Linked DNA regions of Homo sapiens: region 1 is linked to region 2. Evidence: chromatin loops called from intact Hi-C (ENCODE). Cell type or tissue: ovary. All regions are shown on one strand. Each heading gives the region's core, and the rest is flanking DNA. Links, peaks and the distances in the headings are about the cores only. Region 1 overlaps UACA (uveal autoantigen with coiled-coil domains and ankyrin repeats). Region 2 has its middle 44 kb from the start of UACA.

The links. Hi-C counts contacts between places; a loop is a spot of excess contacts. Peaks named below come from ENCODE experiments on the same cell type or tissue, not always from the same donor. Only the 100,000 strongest peaks of a DNase experiment are listed, where the experiment ranks them.
Region 1: a loop joins it to region 2, with 2.4 times the contacts of the local background. A loop is called at or near these places in 30 of 110 quality-filtered maps.

Annotation. Positions count from the first base shown.
Region 1 is chr15:70,747,664-70,756,001 of GRCh38, reverse strand. The region is part of intron 1 of UACA (uveal autoantigen with coiled-coil domains and ankyrin repeats); the gene reads left to right. Among named protein-coding and RNA genes, the nearest start is that of UACA, 12 kb to the left of the region's middle. In ovary, for the core only: no CTCF peak of the experiment used is centred there; a DNase peak (open chromatin) is centred at 3,654.
Region 2 is chr15:70,803,675-70,812,012 of GRCh38, reverse strand. No RefSeq gene overlaps it. Among named protein-coding and RNA genes, the nearest start is that of UACA, 44 kb to the right of the region's middle. In ovary, for the core only: no CTCF peak of the experiment used is centred there; DNase peaks (open chromatin) are centred at 4,562 and 4,802; H3K27ac peaks cover 560 bases.

The DNA.
Region 1 (8,338 bases), core at 46-8,045, 56 kb after region 2:
TCGGTATAAATTGCTGTGGGGGCACATAGAGTGTAGAGTGAGCCCATAAAAAGGTTGAAAGGTAGAGTGTGAGCTTGGGCCAGAAAGACAATTTCAGTGGCTTTCCAAGCAAAAGAAGAGCAAATGCAGTGGTATGGAGCTGTGAAATTATACAGCTGAGGGAGCATCAGATTTGGAAACTAATTCTGGTTTTATGGTAGAGGATGGCACAGATGAGGCATAGACAAATCTTCAAATAAGAATTCTATTGAAAATAGGGAGTTAGAGGGCGTGCAGCTTGGGGATTGTGGTAAAGGAAGGTTTTCATTCATTCTTTTTTTTTTTTATTTTTGAGAATAAGTCTCCCTCTTGTCGCTCAGGCTGGAGTGCAGTGGCGCAATCTTGGCCCACTGCAACCTCTGCCTCTCGGGTTCAAGAGATTCTCTTGCCTCAGCCTCCCGAGTAGCTGGTACTACAGGCTCCTGTCACCATGCCTGGCTAAGTTTTGTGTTTTTAGTAGAGATGGGGTTTCACCATGTTTGCCAGGCTGGTCTTGTACTCCTGACCTCGGGCGATCCACCCACCTCGGCCTCCCTAATTGTTGAGATTATAGGCGTGAGCCACTGCCCCCGGCCTCATTCTTTTTTTTTTTTAAACCTTGAATTAAAATTTAAATTACTTGACAAGTTTAGATCACTGTTCAGAGAGAACTGACTAGTCATGAAAGTTTCATCTTCAGAAATTATCCTATTAGTGAGTTTATAAGTTCATCTTTCTGCTTCTCCCTTCCTCTCTAGAATTAGCTAATAGCCAGCAAAATTTTGATTTTATCAGCCCTGTTTAACTTATGTTTGTATCTTTGGTAAACTAGATCCAAGAATAATAGATTTGAACGTTATAACATGTATTGTTTCATCACTATCATATGGAAACTTTTACTGTCCTGTTACAGTTTTGCAAATGTTTGTCCTGCCACCTAAAGGATACAGCATATTATTGAAATTTCCACCTGCACGTGCTTATTTATGCAAAGGAAGTCAAATTGATTTCTGTGGGGAATTTGCCTAAAAATGGATGGTTGAAATGTGCTGCCTGAAATTATAAATGGAACAATAGGATATAATACTCATTGCCTTATTTTCCTTAATCATAATACAATTAAAAGCTTTATATAGCTTTTATATCATTAGAAAAGATAATGTCTCTTCCAGGCTTAAAAATGTAGCCCCAAAACACAAGAATAAATTGGATTGTTTGTAGTCACACAAACAGTTTTGTCTGTTGGCTTTGTTTTATTGTCAGAAATCCTAAATATTGTTGACATTGACTTATTTTCAAATGATACAGTCTCCAAGATGATATGCAGAAGATGAACTGATGTAGCTGAGTGACCAAAGGCACTGGCAAAGGATCGATGAGTTGTATTTTTATACAGATGCTCCTTGACTTATTATGGGGTTATGTCTTGGTAAACCCAGTTTAAGTTGAAAATATTGTAAGTCGAAATGCATTTAAGACACCTAACCTACACAACATCATAGCTTAGCCTAACCTTCTTTAAACATGCTCAGAACACTTAGCCTCCAGTTGGGCAAAATCATCTAACACAAAGCCTATTTTATAAGAAAGTATTGAATATCTCATGAATTCAATACCGAATACTCTATTGAAAGTGAAAAAACAGAATAGTTGTACGGGTACTCAAAGTACATACAGTTTCTGCTGAATGCATGTAGCTTTTGTACTGTTGTAAAGTCAAAAAATCCTAAGTCTAACCATCATAAGTTGGGGACTGTCTGTAATTGAATGGGACCTGGCCAGGTATCCTTGAGAGAGCGCAGGTGAATGTCTCAACCAGTTAGGATAAATGACTGTCCCACAAAAGTCATACATGTTCATTGTAGAAAACCAAATATAGGCTGGGCGTAGTGGCTCACGCCTGTAATCCCAACACTTTGGAAGGCCGAGGTGGGCGGATCACTTGAGGTCAGGAGTTCGAAACCAGCCTGGGCAACATGATGAAACCCTGTCTCCACTAAAAATACAAAAATTAGCCAGGCATGGTGGTGGGCACCTGTAGTCTCAGCTACTCGGGAGGCTGAGGCAGGACAATGGCGTGAACCTGGGAGGCGGAATTTGCATTGAGCCGAGATCGCGCCACTGCACTCCAGCCTGGGCGATGGAGCGAGGCTCTGTCTCAACAGCAACAAAAAAAATTATAAGTAATTTGAAATTATTTGAGCACATACAAATGTCCCAATTAGAAGTACTCAGTAAATGCTAGTGAGTTACTTAGAAAGAAACTGCTTGTGAGAAATCCATGTGCTGATAGCCAAGATTTATTGAGCATGTATTTCCCAGGCATTGTTCTAAGTGCTAGTAACTCAATCCTCACCGCAACCCTAAGAAGTAGGTACTATTGCCATCATTTCAGATGCAAGTTAAATAATTTACCTGCCCAAGACACTATAGCTAATAAGTGAAGAGTTAGGTAGCCTGGCTTTGGAACCCATGTCCTTACCATTGTGAACTGATGTTTCAAATTTAATGCTATGGGATTTACACCTTAAGCCATATATACAAAAAAATTGGAGAAGGGGAGAGAGGAGGCATTTTATGGGAAATTCCAAAACCAATCTGTGTTCCCTCCAGAGATATGTGGAATTGTTGCATTCCTGATATCCTTCCAATAATAGATTCTGTTATTTAAAACATTTTTAAATGTGATAGAAAAAAATAGTTTGGCTTAATCCATGTTTTTGATTTCCAGGGAGGGTGAACATATTTCTGTGCTTATTGGCTGCGTTCATTTCTTGTTTTAGGAATTGTTCATTTTCTTTGACCATTTTTTCTGCTGATGCCCTGTTCATGTTGATCTGTAAGAGCTTTATACGTCCTTATTTTTGCTACTTGGCCAGCCGTCGCTTTAGAGTAATGTCTGTCTCACTATAGCTGTGCTTCTGTTACCTTCCCTGATATTTAAAACAGTTTTTGTTTCATGTATTTAATTTTGTGATAATTGATACATTAAGGTTCTTGGCTATTTTATATTCATTGTAGAGTGTAACTTGTCGTATAAAAGCCTCTAATTTGTTGCATTATAACTTTTGTTTTGAATTCTACATTGTTAGATATTAATACTGTCACACTGCCCCTTCTGTCATTTTGCTTTGTATGCATGTATACTTACCCAGTATATTATACTGTCATCCTTGGTTTTATTTGGAGGGGTGTGTGTGTGTGTATCTACAACTGTGTACACTTTTGAGGAGATGATGCGTTTTTAATATTGACCATATTTATATATTGTCAAGGTTTTTTATATTACCTCTGTAGTAAGGTTTTCCCTTGCAGATGCACAAATCATTTTAAAAAAAAAATCTCATTGACTCTTGTTTAATTTTCTTCTTACCAGATTGTGACATTTTCTCTTTACTAGAGAGAGACATTCCAAGAGAGCTCTAGAGAGAGAGAGAGATAAGTGGTGGGGGGGAGGGGAGAGAGAACAAGAACACATATAATACATCATGCTTTCTACACTTTTAAAAAAGTAGGAGTGTTTAACTTTTCTTCCAGCATGCTGTTATTTCATATGGTTTTCGCATTAGCAGGGTGCCTACTTTGTGCAGATGTTGAGGTACTTTGAAAATGAGTCCCAGTGGGGAGGCCCTGTGGGTGTGGTTGTAGTAAAGCCAGTACACTCTGATCTTTTCAGCTGTGTATAAGAATAGCCCACAAACACTTCCTGATTTACACGTGAGAAGTTTTTTTTTTTTTTTTTTTTTGATGGAGTTTTGCTCTCGTTGCCCCAGGCTGGAGTGCAATGGCGTGATCTTGGCTCGCCGCAACCTCTGCCTCCCGGGTTCAAGCGATTCTCCTGCCTCAGCCTCCCGAGTAGCTGGGATTATGGGCACGCGCCACCACACCCAGCTAATTTTTTGCATTTTTAGTAGAGATAGGGTTTCTCCATGTTGGTCAGGCCTGTCGTGAACTCCTGACCTCAGGTGATCTGCCCGCCTCGGCCTCCCAAAGTGCTGGCTCCCACAGGCGTGAGCCACTGTGCCCGGCCATGTTAGAGGTTTTTAAATGACAAATCCTTTTTAAATGATTCTTCTCTTTGTTTTTTTTTAAAAATTAACATTTTATATTTTAAAAAAGCACTTTATGAAATATAAATAGCATTCATGGCCATGTATAAGTAGGTAAACAAGGAAAATGAAGTGTTTCTCAGTCTTAGAAAAGACAATTGTGGGCCAGAGAATGTCCATTCATAGCTCTTGAAATCATACCTGGAGCAGCATGAAGGTGCAGGTTAGCACATTGATGATACAGGGTCAAACTCTGCAGCCTGCACGTCTTGGGTGTGAGCCTTGCCACTCCTGGTAACCAGCTTTGTGACCTTAGGCAAGTTACTTAAATATGTTTGTTTCTTCATTTGGAAAATAGGATTAATCGTTATACTTATTTCATAGAGTAGTTGTGAGCATTAAATGATACAAGGCATATTAAGGGCTTGCATATTAATACGGTGCTTTATATAGGTAACTCAATACATGTTTATATTGCTAACTGAAAAGTCTTACCAGAGGTCATGCCATTGTTGTCCTTTATAACCAGATTGACAGCAATCTTCCTAATCTTTTCCTTTCCAATTAATAGGCTTTTATATAGCCTAGATCTTCAAAAGTCCACCTGCTTTAGCCCTTTTCCTGAGGGAGATAAGTGGTATCTCTATTTTTCAATTATGAAAAAAATTTATTGAGCACTTGGGCTAAGCACTGCAGGGTGAGAGGATGAGGAAGATAAGAAGAGGCTCATAGTTTTGTGGGGGAGCTCCATGAGCAGATAATATAAGGTAATAAGTGCTGTGATAGAGGACTGTACAAGGTACTGATCTAGTCTGGGGCAGAAGAGTGGGGAGTCATTGAGGGTTTTTTTTGTAGGATAAGCTGCTGCTGCTGCTGTCTTTTAAAAATTGAGATGAGATTGTCAAAACATAAAATAAGTCATATTAAAGTGAACGATTCAATGACATTTAATACATTCACATTGTTGTATAACCACCATCTCTACGTACTTCCAAAACATTTTCATCACTCTAGAAGAAAATTCTGTATCCATTAAGCAACTGCTTTCCACCTACTCTTCTCTAGCTCCTGAGACACCAATCTGCAGGGTGACCTTTTTTTTTGAGACCGGACCTTGCTCTGTCACTCAGACTAGAGTGCAGTGGCACAGTCTTGACTCACTGCAGCAAGTGCGTAGCTGGGACTACAGGCATACGCCACCATGCCTGACTAATTTTGTTTATTTTTTGTAGAGACAGGGGTCTCACTGTGTTGCCCAGGCTGGTCTCGAACGCCTGAGGGCTCAAGCGATCCTCCCATCTCAGCCTCTTGAAGTTTTGGGATTATAGGAGTGAGCCACCACACCTGGCCAGGGTGAGCTTCTTGAGATTTGAAAGAAGTGGATAGGAGTGATCTAGGAAAGGTTAAATTTCTTTCAGAGTTAACAACAAGAGCAAAGGCATAGAGAAGAGGAAATATCACGGAGCTCAGAGCTGGGGGAAGGGGAAATTGGATACTAGAAAAATAGCAAGGGAGGATCCTAGAACAATAGCAAGGGGATTGGGTGGGAAGTAGGAAGTAGAGGTTTGGGGGTAGATCTTGGAATAGCTTTAAAAATGGCCATTTTCAAGAGTTGTTGGGACTTCTTCCTGTGGTTCCAGAAGTGGGAAATTCCAAAATCAAACGTGTTTTAGATGGATTACTGTGGTAGCTCTGTTGAGGATGGATTTGAGAGGGTCTAGCCTGGAGACAGGTGGATTGGTTATGAAGCTGCTGAAATATTATAGGCAAGAATTAGTGAGGGCCTGCATCATTACAATGCTGGAAGGGATGGAGAGGAGGGCCCAAGTTGGAGAAACACAGGCCACCTGAAACCCTGAAGAAGTTGTGACTTACCAAAGTCACAGTCAACAGACACGTGGTCAGAAACCCAGCCTGCTAGCCCCTTGTGATTTCCAAATGTCCTGGGTTTGATGCACTGTTCAGTCCCTGATTGAATGGTAATTACGCTGTAAGAGGGAGAGAGAGAGCACTGTCCATATCTTCCTGTATGTTAGCAATTTAGTGTTTTTATTTTATTTTTTTTGAAGTGCACATATTTATATTCAGTTCGGGTGAATAGCTCAATGTTCTGATGATGATGTTTGATAAATACCCTTGAAAGTTTAACTTACTATGCTAATAATCTTTATAAGCACAGATTTTTAGCAGGTAGCTAATTTGTTTTCTCCAACTTTTTTTTTTTTTTTTTTTTTTTGAGACGGAGTCTTCCTCTGTCGCCCAGGCTGGAGTGCAGTGGTGCGATCTCTGCTCACTGCAAGCTCCGCCTCCTGGGTTCACGCCATTCTCCTGCCTCAGCCTCCTGAGTAGCTGGGACTACAGGTGCCCACCACTACGCCTGGCTAATTTTTTGTTTTTGTTTTTTTTTTTTGAGACGGAGTCTTGCTTATCGCCCAGGCCAGAGTGCGGTGGCGTGATCTCGGCTCATTGAAAACTCCACCTCCCGGGTTCACGTCATTCTCCTGCCTCAGCCTCCCAAGTAGCTGGGACTACAGGCGCCCGCCACCGCGCCCGGCTAATTTTTTGTATTTTTAGTAGAGACGGGGTTTCACCATATTAGCCAGGATGGTCTTGATCTCCTGACCTGGTGATCCGCCCACTTCGGCCTCCCAAAGTGCTGGGATTACAGGCATGAGCCACCGCGCCCGGCCCTGTTTTCTCCAACTTTTTGTTATGAAAAAATTGAAACATACATAACATTTGAAAGAATAGCACAATGAACTAGGATCCACCTGCATGCTACTTAGATCCGAAAGTTAACATTTTGGTGCATTCACTCTATATATGTATAATAAAAGCATAATAAATGCACACTCACTCATATCTTTCACTGAACCATTTGGAAGGAAGTTGTAGAATGATATTTTACCATTAAATACTATAGCATGTATCTACAATATGAGTGATATTTGAAACTAACTTTTAAAGTTAGTTTTAAGAGGAAACTTAAGGGTAATAGGACTTGTGAAGATGAAGCAGAGCTGGAAGAAATAATTTTTTTTACAAACTTCATTAATATTAATGCATTATCTTGATTTTTTGTCACATCCATGAAATACTGGTGCTATTAATAATTGGAATATTCTTTTAAATATCTCACTTATAAACACTTAAATATCAGTACATTTATTTAGAAAGGAAACTGTATGCAGGACAGTGTATGAAATCGGAGCCTAGTGTTCCTCTGAGCTACAGAGAGCATTTCTATGATGAGCATCTCTAGGGAATGAACAGGGAAAGGGAGGGGTAGAATGAACAGGGAAAGGGAGGGGTAGGGGCAGGTAGGAAGAGAATGTTGGTGTGCAGGCATGTGACTGCAGGCTGTATGCAAGGACCTGCACTCTATAAATTTGTCCTGTCATTAGGGTGAGCCAAGTACCGGAGCTTTGGAGCTGGCTTCTGTTGGGCTTTTATTCCTTTTTAATTTCTAACTTCATGCCCCAGGCTTCACTGCTGCATCTGTCCCTGCTGCAGACTGATGCAGAACACTCTGGAACTGTAGAAGGAACTGCCAGAAGACTGTGTCACCCATGTTTGTCCTTGTGCCAGCAGGAGGGTCACGTGCATAGTGGTGTATAGACTACACTTAGAGAGATGCTCAATTTCTGTATTCTGCTGCTAAGTAAATACTTTCCTGTTTGTGGGTTGAATTTTTTTTTGACTTTTCTTTACAGCTAAGAATTGAAATTTATTGAAGTTCTTAATTAAATATTAAGCCATTTAAATTGCCCCCATTTTCTTCTGTCACTCTTGAGGACCATTATCCAGCCCCCTTGCAGACTGCCCCACCTTGGGTCCAGTGTCAGCCTAGCTTGGTGTAGGTGTATACATACAGTACTATGCCAGGCACTAGGTTGCATAAAAAGCGTAAACAAAAAATTCAGCATATATTCGTGAATATTTGAGAATTATATGAATTAGAGAATTCATTTTCTCTAAACTGAATCACCTGGACTTGTATTTAAGAATATATTATTTCATTCAGATTTTTAAGATAGGATTAGTGTTTCTCTGGGACATAAATTATTCTATTTTATTTTTTTCTATATAAATAAAAAGAAATTTGATGCAATTTAAAAAATGTCATCTTTCATTTTAGTGTCAATACTATTTAAGTAGAGATATTCAATAGGCAGAAAGATCAAGGATGACAGGATGTCAGAAAATTTTGGTTTCAGTCCAGGCACTGCTACTGAAAAACTTTGGTCTAATCACTTTATCTCAATAAGTTT
Region 2 (8,338 bases), core at 77-8,076:
AGCCTGGGCAACATAGTGAGACCAACATCTCTACAAAAAATAATTTTAAAAAAATTAGCTGGGTGTGGTGGCATATACCTGTAGTCCCAGCTACTCTGAAGGCTGAGGTGGGAGGACTGCTTGAGCCTGGGAGGTCAAGGCTGCAGTGAGACGTGATTGTACCACTGCACTCCAGCCTGGGCAACAGAGTAACACCCTGTCTCAAAAAAAAAAAAAAAAAAAAAAAAAAAGTGAGAACATAGTGAGTTCACATGGCTCATGTCTCTCCTAGAAGGCTGAGCTGCTTGGTTGACATCTGCATGCTCACAGGATCTTGGAAAGGTAGGTCAGTACCAAGCATGAAACTATTTTATGTAAGGACAGTAAATGACCCCAATTTGGTTTTTCTACCAATAAATCATCTGCCTTATGCCAGGAGACATATTTCCAAGTCACCCTGTCCCCTAGCTTTTTTCATCCACAGGGGGACTTTTGGGAAACAACTGATTTGTGGAAACACAGATACATTTGGGTGTATATCAATTAATAAGACCTCTAAGAACAAGCTCCACTTAATAAAGCTGGCCTTGGGACCAGGGATGTTGGCCTTGGCACCGGGGAGGCTGGCCTTCTCCATGTGTTGGAGAGGAAGCACAGTGACATCCCATGACCGGCTTTTGATTGATTGGCTGAGATCTGGGCCCGGCTACATGAAGGACTATAAGCCTGGTGTTTAAAGAGCCCATAAACTCAGGCAATCAGGGCCCCCGCTCTGTGTTGGCTGTGTGTGGCCCCTGGGGTCCATGTGCAGGGGTCACAGACAGACAGATCATGCCAAAGAGGCAGGGGTTACCTACTTGGCCATCTGCTCCTGCAGCGTCTGAGCTGCCCGCAATACCAGTCACTTGACCCTGGGGGCAGAGGAAGATGAAGTGGCACACGGGGGTGGGATGGCCCGATGGTGTGAGCCACTTACCTTCTGACCGAGCCACTTACTTTCTGACTGCTCCCAGGAGATGAATTAGAAAGGTCTGGGCTTAATAACTATTTAGACATGAAGCATTGCTCAAGATACTTTCCACAATAATGTCTGTAGGTCTCATGCATAGGTAGCAATCCTGGGGCTAATCCCATCCTCTACCTTTTTGGACCCCAGGTCTGTACTGCTCAGTGCTGCTCAGGGATAAATTGTAAATTCACAGTCCTCAGTGCATCTGTACAATCCTTTGACCTGCCTCTAGGAAGCATCCTTTCCTGTCCCCACGATGGCTATTCCAGACCTTCCCCACTACTCCTTAATTTCCATCCTTACCTCAAGTCTCCTCTCAGCAGATGGCTTTGCCTCCTAGCTCCCAGCAAAAATTGAGACCATCCTGCCTGGCTGGGCGCGGTGCCTCACGCCTGTAATCCCAGCACTTTAGGAGGCTGAGGTGGGTGGATCACCTGAAGTCAGGGGTTCGAGACCAGCCTGACCAACATGGCAAAACACTGTCTCTACTAAAAATACAAAAATTAGCCAGGCATGGTGGCGTGCGCCTGTAGTCCCAGCTACTCAGGAGGCTGAGGCAGGAGAATTGCTTGAGCCCAGTGAGCCAAGATCGTGCCACTGCACTCCAGCCTGGGTGACAGAGTGAGACTCTGTCAAAAAGAAAGGAAGGAAGGAGAAAGAAAGAGAAAGAAAGAAAGAAAGAAAGAAAGAAAGAAAGAAAGAAAGAGAAAGAAAATTGAGACCATCTGGCATGAAATCCCTCTACTTCCAGCCTCCCTCCCACAAAAATATTTAGGTCTGCCAGCCCTCACATCCTCCCCACCAGTGTCAGAGAACTGGGTGCGCCATCTATATAGACACCAGAATCTCTTCCCCAGTGCCCTGGATTCCAGTGCCTTCACCCCTCACATATTTCCTCGGGGTCTTTGCTCTACCAGCTTTCATCTCCCTCTCTCTCTCTCTCTCTCTCTGGCTCTTTCCATGTGCACACTCCTCCATCATAAAAAAAAAAACAAAAACAGAACAAAACGAAGGCCTCCCTTAAGCCTGTCTATGACCCATAGTACCACATTCTCCAGCCTGCTTCAGTTCCCTCAAACCCAACTGCTTAGCTCCAGATGTGGGGCAGCAGTAAAGACACAGGGAAATGGGGAAGGGGTAGAAATCTCTTCCCCTCTCCTTCCCACCTTTCCCCACTGGTAGTCTCTTACCACCGGTAGCAGTAGAACAATAAAAATAAACAAAGGGCTCAAGCGGTAGCACCACCATGCACGTGTGACAATGACCTTGTAGTCTCTGACATCCAAGCTGGCATCAGATGTGTCTGCAGGCTGCTGAGGCTGTGGGCAGCAAGAGCCTCTGTCCTAGGTTTCCCCGGGCTTTACCTTCTGCCAAATCATGCCTTTAGCTTTCAATACCAAGGCCACAGTGAAAACAAGCAGGCAAGAAGCCTGTTCTTTCTAAGGATAAAATGGGGACAGGAGCAGCGGTGGAAATATCATTCAGGGATAGGAGGCAGATCTGCTCTGGGCTGAGGTCAGCGTGGGTGGCTCAGTGGGCCTATGCAGCCTTGGAGATGAAATGGGTTCCAGAGGAGACCTGGATTATTGTTCATGTCATTCCCCATCCCCACACTTGGAATCTAGTCTGGGAAATCTTTCAGACTGGCCTCAGCCACTGGCGTTTTGCCCCTCCCTCAGGCCTGAGTCCTGCAGTCCCTCTCTGCAGTTGCTGTTCCCAGGACACTGACCCAAAAGTCTCCTACGCTTCAATTTTCCTAATCATTACAACAAAAACACCCTTGCCAGCTCATCCTGTATGTCCAGCAATATGCTAAGTAACCCACGTACATCATCTCATTTAATTTGATCACCACTGACTCAATGGAGTACGTTTGATTATCTTCATCTCATGGAGGAGGAAACTAAGAGATGGAGAAGTCAGGTCTTCTTAGAGAACTTTACAGAGATAGTGAGCGATGGGACTACGATTCGAAGAGTGGCCTGTTTGACTCCATGCTCTCTTGATTCTACTGCCCAAATATTTGTAAGGCGTATGAGTTTGTTCTAACATACTCAAAAGCAAGAAATGTAACATTACGAATGTGGCAAACCCTCACTAGACAGGGCCAGCAAGATGGCCAGTATATGTTTTTTTTATTTTTTTATTTTTAGTAGAGAAGGGATTTTGTCATGTTGGCCAGGCTGGCCTCAAACTCCTGACCTCAAGTGATCCACCTGCCTCAGACTCTCAACGTGCTGAGATTACAGACATAAGCCACCTTGCCCGGCCCTCTATCATAACCCATTTCTCCTAAAAAAAAAAAAAAAAAAAGGCAGCACTCGCATGATAAAGCTTATGAAGTGTGAGAGGAAGAGGAAATGAGGCAGAGAAATAGTGAAAACCAGACAGGTGCAGTGGCTCACGCCTGTAATCCCAGCACTTTGGGAGACTGAGGCGGGTGGATCATTTGAAGTCAGGAGTTCAAGATCAGCCTGACCAACATGGTGAAACCCCGTCTCTACTAAAAATAAAAAAAATTAGCCGGGCGTGGTGGCATATGCGTGGTGGCACATGCCTTTAATCCCAGCTACTCGGGAGGCTGAGGCAGGAAAATCGCTTGAACCTGGGAGGCGGAGGTTGCAGCGAGCCAAGATCGTGCCATTGCACTCTAGCCTGGGCGACAGAGCAAGAGTCTGTCTCAAAAAAAAAAAAAAAAGAAAGAAAGAAAAGAAAAAAAGAAATAGTGAAAACCAACAAAGTGGGATAATAAAGCTGGCTGTGGCACCCCATGAAATAGAAAGAATCACCAAGCCACACTAGAGTCTCTGGGGAGGCCACATAAAGCCATTGCACCTCAGAGCAGTGTGTTAGGGAGAATCATCAAGAACCTATCTGTTACTTGGGTCTCTCACTGCTCAAAGTTCACACCATGGGGCATTAGCTGCCCCCTACTTTGGGTTGTGTACCTGGGCCAGCCTCAGCGGACCTAGGTAAGGTTGGACATGGAAGTGGGTGCTGGAGCTGTTTCAGCTCCTTCCCATCGCAGCAGGCATAATGAAGTTCATGCCAAAACCCAGCACTCACCCCCAGGGTGGCTGAGACAGCCTGCTGTGTTGGGAAGTGGGGTGTCGGTGGAAGCAGGGGCTCTCCCTTGTGCAAGTGGTCAGGAGAAGGCCTTGGGGGCAGGCAAGTGACCTTAGGCAGATCTGGCTCTCCATTTCTTTCAACAACAAGTCTAAATTCTTTATCACAGCATCCAAGACTCTCCCCAGGGTGGCTTCACCCTTTCTTTCCGACCTGGTCCTCTTTGCCTCCACACCACCTCATTTCAGTGCCACTGTTTGCCCAGGAAATTCCTACATATGAAGGAGAAAAAGGGACCTCTCTGAGTGGTCCCATCTCCGGAGGCTGTGGGTTTGGCTGGCAGAACAATGTTTTGGTATAAATTGGAAAAATTGTTCTTCCTGGTTTCAGCTCATGCCAGAGTGCACAGTGGATTTCAACATGCCCCTTGGCCACCCATGCGTGGAGGCCTTGCCAATCATACTAAATCCCAGGTGAGGAAACAGGCCAGAGAGGTGGAGGCTCTTGCCCAGGTCACACAATCGCTTAATGACAGACCCAGAGGGGCGACTCAGCTCCTGATTTGAACCAGGCTTCTTTGCCTCCAGCGGGGCAGCCTTGAGATCACCCCACCCCCATCCCACATAGAAACAGTTTTTGAAAATTGCCAGGTGTGTCTGGCATTGACCCTGTGTTCTGCCCTGTTCGGTGCCCATGACTATGAGAAAAGGCCTGCGTCCCAGCTTTCCCTTCCCCACCCGTGACCTGTAGAGAAGAGGCCCCTGGGCCTTTGCCAGTGACCTCATGGGGAACTGCTGCCTGCTGACTTCCTGTTTTTATATTCTTTCTCCTCTGCTTATTTTTTCTGCTTTGTTGTTCTTTGGTCATTTATGGTTCTCCTCCAGTAGCCCACTCTGCAAAAACTGAACTTAATTTTTTGTGATTATTTTAAATACATGTTTCGATAAAGAGACATTATACTTTTTTTTTCCTTTGAGGAATTGGAGTTGAATGTTATTTCTCCCCCCTCTTTATCTCCCTCCTCTTTCCCATGCTTCATTTCCAAAACTAGAATCTTTAGGTTTCATAGCTTAGAAGAAACAAACTCAAAAGCTGTGTCTGCAAGTACCATGTGAATTCCAGGATTCTCTCTCTAGTAGAGATCCCTCTTCTGCTGGATGCTGGAAAAGTCGAACAGGAAGAGGTCTCCTAGCCTTCCCACCGTTGATATCCTTAGCTATCAAATTTACAAGTCCCTGCTTGAAAACCGTGTGGACTCTCCATTTCTTTCAAGATGAAGCCCAAATACCTAAGGGTGAGGACCCGCCAAAGGGCTGCCCAATGAAGCCTTCCAACTTGGTTCACCATTATTCCATTTGTTTCTACACCCTCTCTTCCACCCCGTTTCCTCTATTCCAGCCACAGTGCAGTTCTCACCTTTCCCGAAACCACTGTGCTCCTTCATGTCTCTGTACTTCTGCACCTGCTCTTCCTCTGCCTGGAATCCTTTTCCCTTTCTTTGCTTCATGGACTCTTATTCATCCTTCAAGGCCTAATTCAAATGTCACCTTCTCAGGAATGCCTTAGCCAACACCTCCAAGCTGAGTTTACTACTCTTTCCTCTATGTTCCTTCTACACTTTGTCCTGAAGAGTAAATATAAATGTATTTGAGAGCCATTTTTATTATTCTAGTCTCCTCTTTCATTGGATTACTCATAGGTATTTATACTTACTTATAAGTGTTTCTGTCAGGTATAAATATCTTTCTTACCTATTCTGTGTATGCACATAAGTGTGCAAAGCCCTTGGGGGAAGGTGTGAACTGAAAGGTTGGCCATTCATATGTTGATTTCCCAGAGAGAGGTTGTAGATCATTTAATAAGAAACCAGAACCTGGGGCAGGTAGAAAAAGAAATGCTGTGTCTTCAGGGCCATGCTTGTCAAAACCACCGATGTCAGAATCACCTGGTGGGGCAACTTTTAAACAGTTCTGGTTCCTGGGCCTGGCCTTCAACCTTATGAACCCAGGTTCATAGGTTCCAGGAATCTGCATTTCTTTAAACCATCAAAAGATTCTCTTGTACCAGAGTTTGAAAACCACTGATCTGGGTGCTTTGGGAGCTAGAGTTCATATGCCACAAAACTGTGCTTGTCAAGACCATTAGTTGTCAAACTTCCTGAATGTCTACCTTAGTGACTGCTTTTCAAGCTTCATCTGAATGCTGTCTTGGTGGTGGTATCTGATGCACTTGAGCATTGCCTGATTTTGGAAACTCTTCACTCCCTCACCTTCTATGATACTGCTTGTTCTTGGTTCATACCTTAGCTTTTTAATCACTCATTTTCACAATCCCTATCTGGGTCCTCTTCCTCCTAATGCCTCTTCACTCTTGGGTCTTCACCTTGGCCCCATCCGTGATATTCCACACCAGACCTACAGCTTCCACTGCCACATGGAGATGCTGGTGGTGTTTAAACTATTTCCAGGCAGATGCTCTGCTTGGCCTCCCTCCTATACATACAGCTCCCTCCTGGAACTCTCCACTGGATGACCCCAGGCATCTCAAATCACACATTTCTAAAACTATTAATGTGTATCTCCCTCCAGTTTCCTATCTTTGTGGGAGACAACCTCTTGGACACTTAGATACCAGAGAGTTACCCCGCCCCTGCCTCTGACTAGCTGCATCACCTTGGACATGTTATTTATTTCTCTCTGCCTCCATTTCCTCACCTGAAATACAGACATATGGCAGTGCCTGGTTCATTGGGTTGTGAGGATTAAATGAATTCATGCTTATAAAGTGCTTAGAACAGTGCCTGGTTGCCGAGACCAGCTCGGCTGGGGAGACCCTAACCCAGCAGCGCTAGAGGAATTAAAGACACACACATAGAAATATAGAGGTGTAAAGTGGGAAATCAGGGGTCTCACAGCCTTCAGAGCTGAGAGCCTCAGCAGATATTTACCCATGTATTTATTAACAGCAAGCCAGACATTAGCATTGTTTCTATAGATATTCAATTAACTAAAAGTATCCCTTATGGGAAATGGGATTAACTAAAATTATCCCTTATGGGAAACGAAGGGATGGGCCGAAATAAAGGGGTGGGTCTGGCTAGTTATCTGCAGCAGGAACATGCCCTTAAGGCACAGATCTCTCAGGCTATTGTTTGTGGTTTAAGAACACCTTTAAGCGGTTTTCCGCCCTGGGTGGGCCAGGTGTTCCTTGCCCTCATTCCGGTAAACCCACAACCTTCCAGTGTGGGTGTTATGGCCATCATGAACATGTCACGGTGCTGCAGAGATTTTGCTTATGGCCAGTTTTGGGGCCAGTTTATGGCCAGGTTTTGGGGGCCTGTTCCCAACACCTGGTATGATGGAAGTGTTTAATAAGTCCAGGCTGTTAGGCCGGGTGCGGTGGCTCACGCCTGTAATCCCACCACTTTGGGCCGAGGCAGGTGGATCACTTGAGGTCAGGAGTTTGAGACCAGCCTGGCCAACAAGGCAAAACCCTACCTCTACTAAAAATACAAAAATTAGCTGGGCATGGGGGCAGATGCCTGTAATCTCAGCTACTCGGGAGGCTGAGGCATGAGAATCGCTTGAACCCAGGAGGTGGAGGTTGCAGTGAGCCAAGATCGCGCCACTGCACTCTAGCCTGGGCAACAGAGCAAGACTCCGTCTCAAAAAAAAATACAAAACAAATAAATAAATGCAGGCTGTTAATAATGATGATGATGACACTAAATATTTAGTAGTTGATGTTCATTTTTATCATCCTGGTCCCTTCTCCCTCATTGCCCACCCGCAAGGCAGCCACTAAATCTATTTTCTGTCTTTAGCGTCTCTCCTTCTCTGATACCTGCCACTGCTTCCCTACCACACCGGCTCCACCTTAGGCAGAATGTTCTCATTTCTTCCCTGTTCTTGTCTAGGGCTGGTCTCTCACCTAGACTCCTATCTCTTTTCTCACCTCTGAGGCTCCTTGGAGGCAAGAGCCATGCTTTACTCCTCTTAACCTCCTCCAGCACCAACTGAGTGTACATTAGGAATTTATTGAATAAACAGATGAAATAGAAAAAATAGATATAAGGATGGATGGACAAAATCATTGCATTATATGGAAATCTTCAAAAGCGTAAGATGTCTTATAAATCAGAGTGGTAGGCCAGGCACGGTGGCTCACGCCTATAGTCTCAGCACTTTGAGGAACTGAAGTGGGCGGATCACCTGAGGTCAGGAGTTTGAGACCAGCCTGGCCAACATGGTGAAACCCCGTCTCTACTGAAAATACAAAAATTAG